Linked DNA regions of Homo sapiens: region 2 is linked to region 1. Evidence: read pairs that join two places in POLR2A ChIA-PET (ENCODE). Cell type or tissue: GM12878. All regions are shown on one strand. Each heading gives the region's core, and the rest is flanking DNA. Links, peaks and the distances in the headings are about the cores only. Region 1 overlaps LINC02455 (long intergenic non-protein coding RNA 2455). Region 2 has its middle 5.8 kb from the start of WNK1.

What was found. ChIA-PET counts read pairs that join two places held together with the same protein. Peaks named below come from ENCODE experiments on the same cell type or tissue, not always from the same donor. Only the 100,000 strongest peaks of a DNase experiment are listed, where the experiment ranks them.
Region 2: POLR2A ChIA-PET joins it to region 1 with 10 read pairs; 17 of 35 experiments call an interaction of 5 or more read pairs at or near these places.

The regions. Positions count from the first base shown.
Region 1 is chr12:673,319-676,054 of GRCh38, forward strand. LINC02455 (long intergenic non-protein coding RNA 2455) reads right to left here. Exons shown (of 4, transcript NR_187480.1): 4 at 1-1,701. Among named protein-coding and RNA genes, the nearest start is that of NINJ2, 11 kb to the left of the region's middle. RefSeq lists an enhancer at 149-248. In GM12878, for the core only: no CTCF peak of the experiment used is centred there; a DNase peak (open chromatin) is centred at 1,283; H3K4me3 peaks cover 1,721 bases; H3K27ac peaks cover 2,500 bases.
Region 2 is chr12:745,235-748,265 of GRCh38, forward strand. No RefSeq gene overlaps it. Among named protein-coding and RNA genes, the nearest start is that of WNK1, 5.8 kb to the right of the region's middle. In GM12878, for the core only: no CTCF peak of the experiment used is centred there; no DNase peak of the experiment used is centred there.

The DNA of each region.
Region 1 (2,736 bases), core at 1-2,500:
ATCAGATCATGCATATCAAGCAAATTACCTGCCTGGCACAGGGTAAAAGAACCCAGTAAATGGAGCTGATGTTAATATTCATGCAAATCCCCTCACTATGAGCCCAGCTGTGTAACTGCTGAATCTTCCCCTTGTTCTCTTTGATCTCAGCCCAGAACCTCTCGTTTGCACCTGGATGACTCGGCCAGAGATGATTTCTAGAAGTTCCTTAAAGATATTAGTCTGTGGGCTGGGCACGGTGGCTCACACCTGTAATCCCAGCACTTTGGGAGGCCGAGGCGGGTGGATCACCTGAGATCAGGAGTTTGAGACCAGCCTGACCAACATGGTGAAACCCCGTGTCTACTAAAAATACAAAAATTAGCTGGGCATGGTGGCGGGCGCCTGTCATCCCAGCTACTCAGGAGGCTGAGGTGAGAGAATCGCTTGAACCCAGGAGGCAGAGGTTGCAGTGAGCCGAGATTGTGCCATTGCACTCCAGCCTGGGCAACAAGAGCAAAACTCCATCTCAAGAAAAAAAAAACATGTATTAGCCTCTGAAGATTTACTGTGCTGCTGAGAGGAACTTAAAGTTTGGTTCTTGGGGAAAGAGCTGTTAGGTAAGCTGGGATGCAATAGACATAGGTTCACAGAATGAACCCTTATGGTGGGCTGTGGGACAAAAAAGTTTCCAATTTGGACCCCTCACCAAGAGAAACAGAAGGGGAAGAGAAAGTACAGGAGGGAAAAATCAAAGCGTGGGGGCGAGCTGCTGCTTTTAGCCATGGTGAAGGTGAAATCAGGAAACTTCAGTGGGGTTTGTCAAAGAAGACCTTCAATACATACTATGAACTATGGAATATGCAAAACGAGAACTATTTTGTGCATTTCTACCCCCTTCTCCTTCATACTGTTGACCTTCAGGTGCCTACACAGGGTAGCTGGGGGAAATTAAAAGGAGCAGAGCTTCCAGCATTTTTTCTTTTGTGAACAACCCTGGTAAAAAGATTTTGTGCCAACGGTTCTTGGTTTCTCCTCTGACAACCAGTTCCTTCCCCTGCTATTCTTACAGCATTCAGAGTCTGCACAACAGCACTGACATCCCTGCTTCATGTGCAACTGTGAGTACCCATCTGTAAGCCTTTGAGAACAGGGACTGTGGCTTCTACTTCTGAAACTCCCACAGCAGTGAGCCCCTGCAGATAAGCACATACTAACTGATACTGGGCTTCTGAGGGGGGGCCCCCTTCTGCATAGTGTAGTGCTAGGTCCCCAGATCAAGTCAGATGCCAACGAGATTCTTGTTAGAAAAGCTGTGGGTAACACAGACCCAAGAGAGTGGGGTGCAAAAATGGAAATGCAGTTTCCTGAACATTGTCATAATGTGACATCGATTGCTGTGTGATCTTACGTGAGTCATTTCCTTCCCATCTGTTACCTTGGTTTCACTCATCTGCAGAATGAGAACAGTTTTGTAAAGGCACATGCATATATTCATTTTTTTTCCTGATTAGAAAAGTAATATATATTTCTTGTAGAAAATATAGAATATACAGAAGAATGTGTGAGAAATAAAAGTTCCCACTTAAAACCACCCGGAGGCCAGACACAGTGGTTCGCGCCTGTAATCCCAGCACTTTAGGAAGTTGAGGTTCGAGGTGGGTGGATCACTTGAGTCCAGGAGTTCCAGACCAGCCTGGGCAACATGGCACAATCCTGTCTCTACAAAAAATATAAAAATTAGCCAGACGTGGTGGCACATGCCTAGTCCCAGCTACTTGGGAGGCAGAGTTGCAGTGAGCCAAGCTTGTGCCACTGCACTACAGCCTGGGCGACAGAGTGAACCCCCCACCCCCGCCCCAGAAAAACAAAAAAGGAAAAAGAAAACCATCCAGAGATTAAACATTGTTTACATTTCGGTTTACTGCTTTTTGTTTTTATTTATTTCTATTAAACATTTGATGTAGGCCGGGCGTGGTGGCTCACACCTATAATCCCAGCAATTTGGGAGGCTGAGGTGGGTGGATCATTTGAGGTCAGGAATTCGAGACCAGCCTGGCCAACATGGTGAAACCCTGCCTGTACTAAAAATACAAAAATTAGCCAGGCGTGATGGCGGGCGCCTGTAGTCCCAGCCACTCGGGAGGCTGAGACGGGAGAATCGCTTGAACCCAGGAAGTGGAGGTTGCAGTGAACCAAGATCACGCCACTGCACTCCAGCCACAGTGACAGAGCAAGACTCTCTAAAAATAAAAATAAAAATAAAAAATAGAAAATAGAAAAAATTGATGTAATTGGTTTATTGCTTTTTAATCTTTTCTGTGTGTGTGCCGTGTGTGTGTAATTTGCGGAGTCCAGTGCAAAATGAAAACCTAGGCCCCTTGTTCCCAAATTATGAGGAACTTCAAGAAGGCCACAGCAGAGCATTGAACCCACTCTGGAGTCCTGTTTGACTGCGTGGTCACGTGCCCATGAAGTGGGCTCTTTGTATTCCCTACTCAGAATAATAAGATCATTTATTGAGGGTTCTCTGTGTGTCAAGTATTTCATTTAATTAGTTATAATTTAATTCAGCTTCTTTGATATAAATACAATTCTTCCCCCTCCTCATTTTTGCAGATAAAACAACTGGGGATCAGAAAGTTTAAGTAGCTTGCCCAAGTTCATACAGCTAGTCAGGGCAGAGACAATATTCATACCTGAGTCTTTCTGGCTTCAGGTCTGTGCTTTTAACATTGCAGCACATTCCCTCTAATA
Region 2 (3,031 bases), core at 314-2,813, 72 kb after region 1:
TATATTTTTTCATCCTTTTAATCTGTGTCTTAATCTTTAAAGTTTTTTTTCATAGGCAGCATGTAGTATGGTGTTGTTTTTTATCCAATCTTTTAATGTCTTCCTTTGAATTGGAGAGTTTAAAAGAGATTAAACCATATAATTTTAACATAATTGTCAGTGTGGTTGAACTAAAATCCTCTTGTTGGTCTGTTTTCTAGTCATTTCATTCGCTCTCTTTTTGTTCTTTTTCTGCCTTCTTCTGAATTATTTAAGTTTTTTTTTTTTTTGTTTTTTGAGACAGAGTCCCGCTCTGTCGCCCAGGCTGGAATGCAGTGGCGCCATCTCCGCTCACTGCAAGCTCCGCCTCCCGGCCCGGGTTCACGCCATTCTCCTGCCTCAGCCTTCCGAGTAGCTGGGGCTACAGGCGCCCACCACTACGCCCAGCTAATTTTTTTGTATTTTTAGTAGAGACGGGGTTTCACCATGTTCGGCAGGATGGTCTCAAACTCCTGACCTTGTGATCCACCCACCTTGGCCTCCCAAAGTGCTGGGATTACAGGCGTGAGCCACCACGCCTGGCCCCTTATTTAAGCATTTTTTAATGGTTCAATTTTACCCCTACTACTGGTTTATTACCTATACCTCTGTATTTGATAATTTTAGTGATTGCTTCAGTCTTTCCAATATGTAACTTGAAATTATTATAGTTTACCTTCAAATAATATTATGACATTTCATATATAGTATAAGACCCTAATAACATTATTCTTCCATTTCCTCCTCCTGTCCCTTATGCTATAACCATTATACATTTACTTCTATATATATTATTTTTTTAAAATTTTATTTACTTTAAAAATATTTTTTGTTTTTTAGAGACAGGGTCTCACTATGTTGCCCAGGCTGGTCTTAAACTCCTGGCATCAAGTGATGCTCACACCTCGGCCTCCCAAAGTGTTAGGATTACAGGCATGAGCCTCCATGTCCCGCTTACTTCTTCATATATTATAATGCATATTATACCTTGTTTTTACGTTTGCTTGAAACCATCATTTACCTTTTAACATGACTAATAAAGTGCCTTTTATGTTTTCTTTTATTTATTTTCTTTTTTATTTTCTGGGCTTTTATATTTTCCAACATATTTTTTTTCTGGTATTTTCATTCCTTGTTTAAATCCTAATTTACTACTCCTTTTACTAATATACTAATACTTTCCTTTAAAAAAATTATTGCAATGCAGGTCTGCTTGCAATGAATTCTCTCACCAAAAAATATATCTAGGTTGGATGAGGAGTAGTGGTGAAACAGTCCAACAGGTGTATTTTGTAAAAGCTTCCTAGGTGATTCTGATAAATCTTTTCCTGTGAGAGCATGTTAAAGCCTGGGACATTTTAAATATTTCCCCCTATGTTCTTTCCAGATAATGTGAAAAACTTATACTTGGTAATGTCTTATGGTGACATACTGTGCAGCTATTAAAGAACGATGTTTCCAGAGAGTATGTAATACACTGGAAAAGCTTACGACATAATTATAAAATTTTTATCTGTCTGGAAAGAAATACGCCTACATATTAAAGGTTGCTATCTATGGCTGGGTAGATTTTCTGGTAATTTTCACTTTCTTCCATACTTTATTCTGTAACGTTCAAATTATCTGCAACGAGTGACAATGTGTTAAGAAATTCACAAAATAAAGAGATGAGTATTCAGCTGGGCACCGTGGCTCACGGCTGGCCAACATGGTGAAACCCCACCACTACTAAAAAGAAAAATAAGCCGGGCATGGTGGCGTGTGCCTGGAGTCCCAGCTTCTTGGGAGGCTGAGGCAGGAGAATCACTTGAACCCGGGAGGCAGAGGTTGCAGTGAGCCAAGATTGCACCACTGCACTCCAGCCTGGGCGACAGAGTGAGACTCCGTCTCAAAAAAGAAACAACAAAAAAGATCTGAGTATTCCCCAGAAGTAATTCTCCTTTTCATTTTGGTGTGTACTACCTAGACTTTTTCTGCATGCCTTTAAATACACACAGAAACAGAATTTTTTAAAAAAATACAAGATGTGATATAGTGCATATTATTCTGAAACTTGAGCCTTTCACTTAATAGTTATGGCACCACATACATATTTCCCTCCTTTTTTCCTACTGTTGCATGGTGTACCCCAAACTGGAAATACCATAGTTTAGCTATTTTCTTATTGATGAACATGCAGATCATTTGGATTTTTTGTTACAAATAAAGCCATAGTGAAAGGTTTTATGTTTTGTTTTTGTTTTTTAGAGACAGGGTCTTGCTCTGTCACTCAGATTGGAGTGCAGTGGCGTGATCATAGCTCACTGCAGCCTCGACCTCCTGGGCTCAAGTAATCCTCCCACCTCAACCTCCCAAGTAGCTAGGACTACAAGCACACACCACTGCACCTGGCTATAGTGAATATTCTTATAGATATTTCTTTCCTTTTTTTTTTTTTTTGAGATGGAGTCTTGCACTGTTGCCTGGGCTGGAGTGTAGTGGCACAATCTCGGCTCATTGCAACCTCCACCTCCCGGTTCACGTGATCCTCCTGCCTTAGCCTCCCGAGTAGCTGAGGTTACAGGCACACACCACCACACCCGGCTAATTTTTTGTATTTTTAGTAGAGACGGGGTTTCACCATGTTGGCCAGACTGGTCTCGAACTCCTGACCTTGTGATCCACCCGCCTCGGCCTCCCAAAGTGTTGGGATTACAGGCGTGAGCACCCACCCTCTTATAGATATTTCTTAGGAAACACGTGCAAGTATTTTTCCAAGGTAGGTACCAAAAAGAAAGAAAAAGACGATGCACATTGTACGTTTTAATAATTGCTAACAAATTGCCCTCAAAAAAGCTTGTACCAATTTACCGTATCATTAACAGCACGTTTCTCCACATCCTCGCCAACACTTGATATTATGAATCCCTAAAAATTTTGCAAATTGCCATGATGGGGACACTAAAAAAAAAAAAAAAAAATTTTTTTTTTTTTTTTTTTTTGCTCAATTTAGACCAGGCGTGGTGGTTCACGC